Linked DNA regions of Homo sapiens: regions 1 and 3 are each linked to region 2. Evidence: chromatin contacts called from ENCODE Hi-C or POLR2A ChIA-PET data. All regions are on one chromosome and are shown on one strand. The core of a region is the stretch at or near the end of the contact, and the rest is flanking DNA. Distances in the headings are between cores, read along the strand shown.

The links. Hi-C counts contacts between places; a loop is a spot of excess contacts on that map. ChIA-PET counts read pairs that join two places held with the same protein, here RNA polymerase II (POLR2A). Pooled maps may share reads with other maps.
Region 1: a loop to region 2 is called in a pooled map of heart left ventricle, with 1.8 times the contacts of the local background. The contact joins two enhancer-like sites. A Hi-C loop is called at or near these places in 2 of 168 maps with a recorded cell type or tissue (OCI-LY7 and endothelial cell of umbilical vein), 4 of 37 single-sample maps with no recorded cell type and 6 of 50 pooled maps.
Region 3: a map of Right ventricle myocardium inferior shows a loop between it and region 2 (2.8-fold over the local background). The contact joins two enhancer-like sites. A Hi-C loop is called at or near these places in 1 of 168 maps with a recorded cell type or tissue (Right ventricle myocardium inferior). POLR2A ChIA-PET finds 5 or more read pairs at or near these places in 1 of 52 experiments (T-cell).

What each region holds. Positions count from the first base shown.
Region 1 is chr4:37,968,490-37,972,510 of GRCh38, reverse strand. The region is part of intron 2 of TBC1D1 (TBC1 domain family member 1); the gene reads right to left. Among named protein-coding and RNA genes, the nearest start is that of PTTG2, 10 kb to the right of the region's middle. Within about 2 kb of position 1,595, at least 8 of the 41 ENCODE cell types and tissues checked have a DNase peak (open chromatin) inside an H3K27ac peak, as active enhancers do.
Region 2 is chr4:37,664,637-37,668,791 of GRCh38, reverse strand. The region is part of intron 1 of RELL1 (RELT like 1); the gene reads left to right. Among named protein-coding and RNA genes, the nearest start is that of RELL1, 20 kb to the left of the region's middle. RefSeq lists enhancers at 1,684-2,241, 1,524-2,723. Within about 2 kb of position 2,209, at least 21 of the 41 ENCODE cell types and tissues checked have a DNase peak (open chromatin) inside an H3K27ac peak, as active enhancers do.
Region 3 is chr4:38,033,587-38,037,436 of GRCh38, reverse strand. TBC1D1 (TBC1 domain family member 1) reads right to left here. Exons shown (of 22, transcript NM_001396959.1): 8 at 1,739-1,849. Among named protein-coding and RNA genes, the nearest start is that of PTTG2, 75 kb to the right of the region's middle. Within about 2 kb of position 2,001, at least 2 of the 41 ENCODE cell types and tissues checked have a DNase peak (open chromatin) inside an H3K27ac peak, as active enhancers do.

The DNA.
Region 1 (4,021 bases), core at 346-2,845, 300 kb before region 2:
ATCAGTAATCTTTTTTTTTTTTTTTTTTTGAAACGGCGTTTCCCTTTTGTTGCCCAGGCTGGAGTGCAATGGCACGATCTCAGCTAACCACAACCTCCGCCTCCTGGGTTCAAGTGATTCTCATGCCTCAGCCTCCTGAGTAGTTGAGATTATAGGCATGCACTGTCACACCTGGCTAATTTTGTATTTTTAGTAGAGACAGGGCTTCTCCATGTTGGTCAGGCTACTCTCAAACTCCCTACCTCAGGTGATCCACCCGCCTCAGCCTCCCAAAGTGCGAGATGACAGGCATGAACCACCGCACCCAGCCAGGCATCAGTAATTTTTAACATCTCCAAGGTGTTTCTCTCATGCAGTCAGAATTGAGAACCTCTGCAGACAGAATAGTCATTGCTCAAAGACACTGATAGTTTCCAGCCCTGATTGTCTATCAGAGTCACCTGTAATGGGAAGGTGGCCAAGTGAGAGAGAGAGTAGAGGGTCTCAGATGATTGGGCTGTTTTGGAGCAAAGGTCAAATTCTCAGAGACCTCAAAGAGCAAGCAGGTCATATAAATGTGTGAAGAGGGCAAGGTGTGAGAGGATAAAGAATGAAGTAACTACAGCATCTTAGAGAATGCATTCTCAATTATTAAAACACTCCACCTAGCCAAGTCAAATGTGTCAGCCCACTGAATTCAGCCACAGAGGTCATTATTGGTGTTGACCCATAATGTTGACTCTGGGTTTACTTAAAGCTTAGAAATATATTCTAGCAAGTGATTCTGATTATCAGCCAGGATCAAGAACCACTCTTACAGTTTTAGATCCTTTACTTTAAAATATATATATATAGTTGCTCTGTGGAAAGCAATAGGCTATCCAAATAGGACTGCAGAGATCTAAACACGATAGTATCTGATATGGTTTGGCTGTGTCCCCACCCAAATCTCATCTTGAATTGTAGCTCCCATAATTCCCATGAGTTGTGGGAGGGACACAGTGGGAGATAACTGAATCATGGGGGTGATTTCCCTCATCCTGTTCTCATGGTAGTGAATGAGTCTCATGAGATCTGATGGTTTTATAAGGCAAAACCCTTTTTGTTCGGCTCTCAATTCTTCTCCTGTCTGTTGCCGTGTAAGATGTGACTTGCTCCTTCTTGCCTTCTACCATGATTTTGAGGCCTCCCCAGCCACGTGGAATTGTGAGTCAATAAACCGCTTTCCTTTATAATTACCCAGTCTTAGGTATGTCTTTATTAACAGCATAAGAATAGACTAATACAGTATCCCTACAGAAATCTCAAATTGTTGTCTAAGTAACTTTAAAAGGATGCTTTAATGTCTCACCATCTCAGCACTCCTGAGACATTAACGGAGGACTTGAAAGGCAGGGGGGCCGGTCTGGGAACTGGAAGAGTTGCTTCCCTACTAAGCCTGACCATATCCCCACCAAAACAAACCCTGACACTCCTGCCCCAGCTCTTCTGCCAATTTCTTCTTTTGAGGAGGAACAAGAAGCAAGGGCGGCAAAACCTCCTGTAAGTTTAGGAGGTGATGCCAGGCAGGCTGCCCTCTAGTGGGGGGGGCCAGTGAGGCAGGGACACATGCAAAAGAATGACCTCACTCTGCCAGCTTGCTCCTCCCCACCCTAAGACCTGGTTAAAAATAGAGCCATTGTAATACAAACTCTACAAGGAAGTTCAACTGGGTTTCAAGTGAATCAGAACCACTTGGCAATGGATCAGGAATTCAGTTCACAAATATGAATATTCATTAGCACCTATTTTGGAAAGCCACAGAAGTCCTTGCAGGAAATAGCAAAATGGAGTCAGACCAGAATCCTGCCCTCAAGGGGCATAGAGGGTAGCAGGGAAGCTCAGGCAGGGAAAAGAGTGACAAAAGCCTGAAGTTATTTTCCCTCAAAGTCCAGGTGAAGCTTCGATGAGTTCCCAGAGGAAGGAAAATAACTTCAGGCTGCAAAGGAAAACCCAGCTTCCTGGCTGGTTTCAGGCCATTTACAGAAGGTGGAGAGGGAATGGGCTTTCCAGGAAGAAGGATCCGCATGGAGAAAGGCTTAGAAGATTAACGTTCTCTGGAAATCAGGCCTTGCATAGGAGGAGATAGGACAGAAATCAGAGCTTCATAGTGGAGAGGGAATGTTAGTGTAAGTTTGATGATATGCAATCATCTCTTACAAACAGAAAAATTTGTTTCCAAAGAAACCCATATTTGCCAAGGATAATACCAAATCCTGAAAATCTAATACTAAAAATCCCTCTGCATAAATTGAAAACATATATGCCCATGTAAAAATGTGTCCATGAATGTGCACAGCAGCACAACTCCCAAGAGTGGAAACAACCCAGCTGCCCTTCAACTGATGAATGGATCAACAAGATATGGTATATCCACACAATGGAATATTATTTGGCTATAAAAAGTAATGAAGTACTGATACATGCCACAGCACTGATGGACCTTGAAAGCACTATGCCAATTGAAATAAGCCAGTTACAAAAGACTGCATACTGTATGATTCTATTTATATGAAATATCCAGAACAGGCAAATCCATAGAGACAGAAAATAGACTAGTAGTTACCGGGGGCTGGAGAGAGGAGAAAATAGGGAGAGACTGCTAATGGGTGCAGGGTTTCTTTTTGCAGTGATGACAATGTTTTGGAATTAGATGGTGATGATGGTTACATTAATATACTAAATACCAAAATTTGTGGATTTACTAAATACCAAAATGTTACAGAATGTAAATTACATCTTAATTTTGGTAAATCCCGCTGTGTGATGATGATTGAATGACTTTAGGTAAGTTAAGTCACTGGGCCTTTGTAATAATGGATCCCACACTTAAAAGGGATAGTTTTGGCTGGGTGTGGTGACTCATGCCTGTAATCCCAGCACTTTTTGGGAGGCTGAGGCAGTGGATCACCCGAGGTCAAGAGTTCAAGGCCAGCCTGGCCAACGTGGTGAAACCCCATCTCCACCAAAAATACAAAAATTAGCCAGGCATGGTGGTAGTGGATGCCTGTAATCTCAGCTACTCCAGAGGCTGAGGCAGGAAAATCACTTGAACCCAGGAGGTGGAGGTTGCCATGAGCCGAGATTGTGCCATTGCACTCCAGACTGGGCGACAAGAGCGGAACTCTGTCTCAAACAAACAAACAAAAACACAGATAAAGCACTGGCCTATAGTAGATGCACAGCAAATTTTGGCTGTAGATGTAGTGGTGGTAGTAATAGTATTAGTAGTAGCAACAATGATTGATATTGGAATTATAGTGTGAATGATATGTCTTAAATGTAGAAGTAAAACAAATGATGGGCTGGAGGCCTCAAGCTCAGAGCTGGGTTTATAGACACACAAAATAGGACAGGACACACAGTTAAGATCAGAGAAGGGATTGTGTGTGAGCCAAAATTCACTCCAGCATGGTGGGCCTGCAGGATGTGTCTTGATATTTTCCTCTCCCTTTTTATGAGTTGCTGTGTCTAACAGCAAGACTGTGCTCCAATTGTTACTTTAACTCCATAAGCCAAGCCACAAATCGTCCAAGTGTCTCTGGTACATTCCTATCATACTAGCTGGGCAGAGACTTGGTACACACAAGCATCACTTGCCCGCCACACTTTCAACAGTTTAGAAATTCGTCCCCAGGCTTGGGTCCTGCTCACTCACACATGGAACTCACACTCCCTCTCCCAACCCCACACCTCCAATCCCTCCTTGCCTGTCTACATGGCTCACTTTCTCTCAAGGACACACCCACACTCACATTTTAAATCATGCCGGATTCAAGATGAATCTTCAGGTGACAAGACGGAGTATTTGAAGACCGTCTTCAGAGCAAACGGTGCTCAATAAATTGGTTCATGAAGGAAAGAAAATGTAGAGGAGAAGTAGAAGAACAAATTAGGTGAGGACTTATTGAGGAGTACCTTATAAATTCAGGTGGGTACCTCAAGAACATTCTACCTTGATATATCCATGTCAACATTTGAATCAAGGTCTCTAATTTTATGT
Region 2 (4,155 bases), core at 960-3,459:
GGCGGCCGGGAAGAGGCGCTCCTCACTTCCTAGATGGGATGGCGGCCGGGCAGAGATGCTCCTCACTTTCCAGACTGGGCAGCCAGGCAGAGGGGCTCCTCACATCCCAGACGATGGGCGGCCAGGCAGAGACGCTCCTCACTTCCCAGACGGGGTGGCGGCCGGGCAGAGGCTGCAATCTCGCCACTTTGGGAGGCCAAGGCAGGCTGCTGGGAGGTGGATGTTGTAGCGAGCCGAGATCACGCCACTGCACTCCAGCCTGGGCACCATTGAGCACTGAGTGAAGGAGACTCCGTCTGCAATCCCGGCACCTCGGGAGGCCGAGGCTGGCGGATCACTCGCGGTTAGGAGCTGGAGACCAGCCTGGCCAACACAGCGAAACCCCGTCTCCACCCAAAAAATACGAAAACCAGTCAGGCGTGGCGGCGCGGGCCTACAATCGCAGGCACTCGGCAGGCTGAGGCAGGAGAATCAGGCAGGGAGGTTGCAGTGAGCCGACATGGCAGCAGTACAGTCCAGCTTCGGCTCGGTATCAGAGGGAGACCGTGGAAAGAGGGGAGAGGGAGAGGGGGAGGGGGAGGGGGAGGGGGTTCCTTTTTTTCTGTGCATACCTCCTCCCTTTTTTGAAAAACATTTTGTGATTTTACTGTGAATAATTAAAATAAAAGGAAATGTGGGGAATGCTAAGACACAAAACACTAAAGAAAAAAAATGACTTATAATCTTACCACTTTGATAACATTTTGATGTCTTTTTTTTTCTTATAAAAACTGGGACCATTTAAGCTCTAAATACTGCTTTGTATGTGTTTTTTTTTCACTTAACATTTTTCATTCACAATTGAGATCATTTTGGACAAAGTGGGTGATGACAAATCTGATCCCTTCATACAAAGTGTTTCTATTGTTTTAAGAGTGCAAAGGAAGTTTAGGATTTCTGAGAAGTAACCAACTGTTTCATCAGTGTTATATGTAGATCAGGGTAGCATTTTAATTTTGTATCTTACAAATGGCAGCAGAATTACTTTTTAACAATTAGCACTTGGTTAAAAAAAAAGATAAATTGACTTGGAAAGAACGTAACTTTTAAATGTACCTTCTCTTCCTAATAACTGACTCACTAGGAAATGCCATTCTGTCATTGTAGATTTATTGCTGTGTTACAGGGATAATGATTATCTGTAGGTTTTCTACCTTCTCTAACTCTACTACGTGAACCCTGTAGTATCTATAATAGAGATGAGCTATGGAGAATCCCATTCCATGGACTTTTACTGAATGTTGAAACTGTGAGCCCTCACATTTCAGCAGTAATGGAGCAGAGTGTGGAGTTCTGGAGCCAGGCTGCCTGGATTAAAGTCACCTTTGATACTTGCTACCTGTGTGACCTGGCATAGGTTACTTAACCTCTCTGTTCTGTAGTTTTACATCTTTAAATGGGGCTGGAAATAATAGAAGCTACCCCATAGAGTTATTGTAAGGATGAAATGAGTTAATATCTGAAAAATGCTTGAAATAGTAACTGTACACATTATACATCAATATGTGACTATTATTAATAGTATTTTTTTCTGTGTGTCTCACTGGTTGCTACTGGTTTTCAGAGTTCTTGTTTGGGTTTCATGCTAGTGACATTCATTTCTCTTCTTTAACATTGACTTCCCTACGTCTAGGGTTTTCCTGGTTACTTCTGTTCAATCTTTCCTTCGTTTGCCTTTTCTGAAGTGACCTTTATTTTCTTTCCTACTCCCTCCTTTACTTTGCCCTTTCTCTAACAGCAGTAGCGGGGACTTCACACCAGGGGACTTCAGCCGGGACAGATCCTTGGAGCTCAACATTTACTCACCTTCCTTTTCCAGTTCCTATGTTCTCAGAAGCCAGCCCACGTGCCTGTCTTGCAGGAACATTGCCCGACCTAACCTGTGACTAATTGGAAAACCCTTCGTTTAGGACTTTTGTAGTTCTCTGTTTAGTCATTATCTGCTTCCTGTTCCTGGAAGGAAGAGAAACACTGGCTTGCATGTGGGGATGTGGGTGCCTGCCTGGCCTTGTGGTACCACCTGAGCAGTGCTGTGTGGTCGCTGCTCACTCACCCCCAGGGCTTATCTTTTCTGCACCCCACATTTAACACTGCCCCTTCCAGCCCAGCTCATGTGATTCCTTGTCCTTTTCTGGATGTTTGATTTTATATCCCCAGCTGAGCTGTGAGCTTGGTGAGGATAGCAACTGCTTTGCTCTTATTACCACAGATAATAATAATCACAGCAATAATGGCTAGCATTTATCAAGTCTTAACTTGGATAAACCCTAGTAATCTCATATAAGGCTTAGAAACTATTATTATTTTATGGATGAGGAAACTGAGGCACAGAGATGCTAATTGACCTTGCCTGGGGCTTCACAGCTAGGAAACAAATTGAACACAGTGCAGCCAAGAAAAAAGCCAGTTTCTGCTTTTGCTTCCATGCTTCATAGGGAGTAGTCTTGCTTCAGAGTTGGCCCTGCGTGCAACAGACCTTGGTTCAAATGTTGGCCCAGCCATTTCCCAGATGAGTGACTTCAGCTTCAATACTTTGTTCTTGATCATCTCCATTTCTAAGATGGGTTTAATATTAACACCTATCTCAGAGTTGTAGAGATAAGAAATGATAATGTAAGTAAAAATTCCAGTAAAGGTTAGTGGCTGTTAGCAGTTGGTGGTAAAGTAGTTGAGCATCCTAGAGGCCCTGGATCTGGAAATCATAAACCCCCAACACTCCACAGGGGCATCAGTCACCATCTCTCTTTCTCCCTCTGCCTGGTCGGGTGCTGGGCCAGTCTTCCTTTCTGACGCCCTTGCTTCCCTCCAGCCAGCTCAGCACCACCCATTTTTTCCCCATGTGATTAGTTTATGTCCTATTCTGCAGGGTAGAAATGACTTGGCTGGACTTCTAACCCTGACAGGTGCCAGTTGTGCCCAGAAACCAGGGATCTAGCTCCCCAAGGACTGGTTTCCTGCACCAGCTCTCTGTAAGCTTCAGGGAATTCACTGATTTCCTAAAGGAGCACCCCTTTGACCCCATTTCTTCCCGTTGCTACTGGAGACAGGCTGAGATGGCGTGTTTCCTCCTATTTGATGGTTTTTTTCTGGCCCTTGCTACTTAGACTTCCTCCCATAGTTTAAATAATTTCTAACCTAGTTCTTGGTTGGCCTCTTGCAAGGAATATACATGAACAGTTCTGTTAGGACTCGCAGCCACGTGGAAATTGGGCAGTAGCCTTTGGTGAGGTTGTGTAAGCTCGGATTTAGCGTCCCCTTATGGATCTGGCAGTTGGGGATGAATTGGAGTCCTGTGAAAATCCAGTTGAGAGCTAGTTCCCCAAGCTGGGTTTAGGAATGTGCTGCTATTTATAGCCTTTCTTTTGGATCTTTGCAAACTGGAAACTTCTGTTGATTTCGATGAACCCAGGAGCATGCTGGTATATTTACATCCTTCAGAAAGGACTTACCCAACAAGGGGGTGAAGCAGTGGGGTGTATCAGTTGTCCAGCTCTGAAAAGAATCTACTTATTTATGTTTGTAAAAACTGTTGGCATTTGGCAAATGGGGTGTAAGTACACTGGATATTCTGTTCTACCAAATAGGATCTTAACAAAACTGCTTATAAAGTTACTGTGAACTTGGGGACTTGATTGATTACCCAGGAGCCCTTCTGCAATGAGAGAATTTGCTTTCACATATAACATTGCTGCAGCAGATGTTTCAGGCACTCCTACTGTGTTGCAGGAACTGTGTTAGGGATTAGAGGTACAAACCTTCACTTCCCCACCTCCACTTAGGGAAAGAGGTGTTTGACTTCAGTCAGGGTTTTCCGGCGAGTTCTGTGTCCTGCTGGGATTCCTGCCTTTGACCGTGGTATGTCTGAGTGGTGCGCTGTTGTAGTGAGGTGGGTGGGGAAAATGTCCTCCTAAGCTTTGGTTCTTCTGCTTGGCTCATTTCTCTGCCTCGACCCAGTGATATCATGTAGGCCACTGATTTATTTACAGAATGATGATATTACCTAACTTCTTGGGATTAGGGATTTCAAATAAAAGAATGAATGTGAAAGTGCATTGAAAAGTGTGTTATTTGGGTGGGAACTTTTATATCTTGTACTGTGTGTCCCTATCTCATGTG
Region 3 (3,850 bases), core at 752-3,251, 370 kb before region 2:
TCAGGGGATTAGGGCAGCTTCTTTATAGACGAAGACATGAGCCGTCTGGTTCATGATGTTTAGAAACCCCTAGTAAAAGTGTTACACAGATGCCAGTTCTGCTTGTAAGGCTCAGTCACTTCTACATTGAACTCTTATGTTTTTTTGGGTAAAAAAAAAACATTAAACACATTTCTCCATTGGATGATCTATGCCCAAATCATAAAAATATTATGCTGGTCCATAAAAATGAGTCTGCAGTTAGGTCAAAACTTTCCATTCACCATAAATGCTCAAAATGTTTAGTAAAAGAAGACTTTCCATCCACCGTAAATGCTTCATTCCCCTTTCTAGCAGTTATAAATTACTTCAAAATTATCAATTTCCTGTTGGAACAAGTCAGACTGACTCAGATAAAAGAAAATCAGAACAGGGAAAAAGCTATCAGTGGCACAAGAGGGGAAAAAGGGAGTGGAAAAGAGAAAAGAAATAGGCTGAAAAATGAACTCCAGAATTAACTGAAAACTTAGACCAACTGGTCCATCCAAAAATGAACAGGAGAGACACAGAACTTGAATGCTATCTTAAGGGTACAGGTTGGGAAGGGAGGAATGGCTACAAACCAAGACCACAAGTCAAAACCCCAAAAAACACAGGTCATATACTCATGTTAGAGTCACTGCTAAAGGACCTCATGGCTGGCCAATGAGATTAGAAACCGTGGCTGACACTGTACACCAGCCCAAGTGTTCAGGGAAGGCACGTGACTGCCAAAGCCACCTAGAAGGTAGAAACCTTATGTGGAGATTTGCTAAGTGTACACCCCATGAAAACTGCACACTTGGTTTAGGGTCCAGACGCAAAGGCTGCCGTAGGACAGGGCACACCACTGAGCACACAAGTGTCTTTGGAACACGTACGTGGGGAGTGTTCAAAAAGAAAAAGGGAACATACTTTTGGGAAACTGAGAAACTTGTACATCCTTCACTGATTTTTCTCTAGATTTCTGGCCAACAGGTAACTTTAGCAAATATAAAATGTGTATGTTTTGAAGCTATTAATGGTTCATTATGAATGGACTCACATGGAGTCCAAAAGACAAAGGAAATGGTCTGTGGTACCATGTAACATAGGGACTCCCAAACCTGAAGATCTTCCAAGGGAGAGATCTGCAGAGAGCCCCAGCTTCTGCCTTGAGACCCCACAAAGAGAAAAGCTAAATAAGGCTGTAGACAGTGGAGGAGGGGAGGGAGACTCTGTATTTCCACCATGCAAAATGGAATTAATCCAAGTTCTAACCTGAATAGCACATAAGTCAGGCTTGCCAACATTGTATCTGATTTGTGACCTAGCATTTATATCACAAAGGACGTTCAGGTACTTTTTGTAATTCCAAAGGCAGCCATGCAATGTCCTTCCAGGTTTACAAAGAAGAAAGGCGAGGTGACAAACCAGCTCCCTGCAAGCCAAGCAGCTCATCTTGGTGGCATCCACTCTTACACTCAATTCTTGCTGCTCTAAGCCAGTCCTCTTATTAGAGCAACTGTTCTGCCTCCACTATGGTGCAGGCAGAAACTTTTCTTATCTTCTCAAGCATACATAGTCTAACACTCCCAAATTTCCCCTCTATGTGCAACAAAGGAAAATAAAACATAGGGAGAAAAAAAGGTATCAGAGTTTCAGAAAATCCTCAAAACGTTGTTTATACAGAGACTTGGCAGAGACTTGGCAACAATTACAAGAGACAAAAATGCCATACCTGCTTCATCTCCCCAATATGGATGTGTTCTTTCTGTTTCTCTTCATATAAACATCTCAGAAAAGAAATAATCAATTCATTCTCTCGCTGCTCATTTCTCGGTCTCAATTTCTTTAAAACAAAAATCAGAAACAGGATTTATTTTTAATCGTCAACAATATTGCTAAGCCGTCTTTTTAAATGCTAACAGCTTCCATCCACTAAACTAGTGCTTTTACTCAATCATCTCACCAGGGGGCACCAATGATCCTAAAAGTAGAGAGAATTTTTAAAAAGGAACAGTGGAGCCAGTGGGCCAGATTTAGCTTTTCATCTCTGATGTCCTCCCATCTAAAAATGAATCTTTAATATCAGATAGAGACACAGTCAAAATGTTTAACAAATAAATAGTTTTTAAAACAAGAGGAAAAACACAAAATCCATATAAATACCCAAAGGTCAGGGGCCATGATGACCAAACATTGACAAACTCTTAGGGAACGGGCAAGGAAAACAGCAACGGGATTCAGTGTCATAATTTCCTATGTCGAATGTGTTCACCGTGAAGCACTCTGTGGAATCCCCATGGGGCACCCCCTTCCATACAAAACTTCATGGCATGTACATTTCTTTCTTCTTTCTTTAAAAAAAAAATTCTCTCTATGCCTTTTAACTTTTAGACAGGGTCGTGGCACAGCACACTGGACCAGAAGTCAGGACATGTAGGTTCCGGCTGCTGCCGAGAAGTGTGAAGCCAAGCCCCTTAATTCTAGCTTCCCTGTCTGCTGAAGTGAGGATGGTGCACAGAGGAAACTCTATGGTCTCCTCCTGCTCCCAAATGCTTTGGATTTGAAATGCCAGAGTGAATTTTTTTAAAGTCCACCTAATTTAATGTATGATTTTATCATATATGAAGAAAGTAAAATGAATTGTTTTGGGATACACAAAGTTTTTAGTCTATAAATTTTGAAAATACATCTTTTTTTATGTTGACAAGTATCCATTGCCTGTTCCTCCCCTCTCCCTACTCCAAATTTCCAGACTGTTCTTTAAAACAAATTCAGTGACATAAATGGATCAACTACACAAGGATCTGAATCTGGGTCAACACCACTCTTGGTCACTTCTTCCCCAGCTAACTAAGGAAGCAACTTTACCCTGCACATAATAAGCATTCAAAGCAAAGGTAACACTAACCCAGACTTTCTGACAGTCCTTTCTTAAAGAAACCCAGTCCTTTCTTAACGAAAAAGATTAAAGGTAAGTTGTTCTTGTTACTTAAGGAAAGGATAGTTAATGATTAGAAGGGTTTGTTTTCATTGAGGCCTTCCTGTTCTTTCAAATTTCGGACTGAAATATTAAATATTTTGGAGGCTACAGCAGACACTCTCAACCTGGACTCCAGGCTGTGAACCCCAATATTACAAAATTTTACAAGTTATATGCAAAAAGTGGATTTCTCTGGAGAAAGTGGGCATTAGATTCTCAAAAAGGAAAGTGGCAGTAATGCCACAATCCCAACTTAACACTGCTAGATCAAAGGGTTATGGGTACACTGAGCCCAAATGTCCACAAAACAACAAGAACTCCCATTTATGGTTGGCGGGGATGCAAAACAGTACAGCCACTTTGGAAAACAGGCCAGCAGTTTCTTGTAAAACTAAACACATTCTTACCACATAACCCAGCAATTGCACTCCTTGGTGTTTACCCAAATGAGCTGAAAACAGCATCTTTATTCACAATTATCAAAACTTGGAAGCAACTAAGATGTGCATCGATCGGCAAATGGGTAAAGAAACTGTAGTGCATCTATAAAACTGAGTATTATTCAGCAATGAGAAATAAGCTATCAAGCCATAAAGAGACATGGAAGAACCTTAAGTGCATATTGCTAAGCAAAAGAAGCCAGTCTGAAAAGGCTACTGTGTGATTCCAACTACATGACATGCTGGAAAAGGCAAAACTATGGAGAGAGCAAAAAGATCAAGGATTAGGGAGGAGGTGGGAGAACAGGCAGAACACGGGGATTTTTAGGGCAGTGAAACTATTCTGTATGATACCGTAATGATGGGCACATGACATTAAGCATCTGTCACAACCCACAGAATACAGAACACCAACAGTGAACCC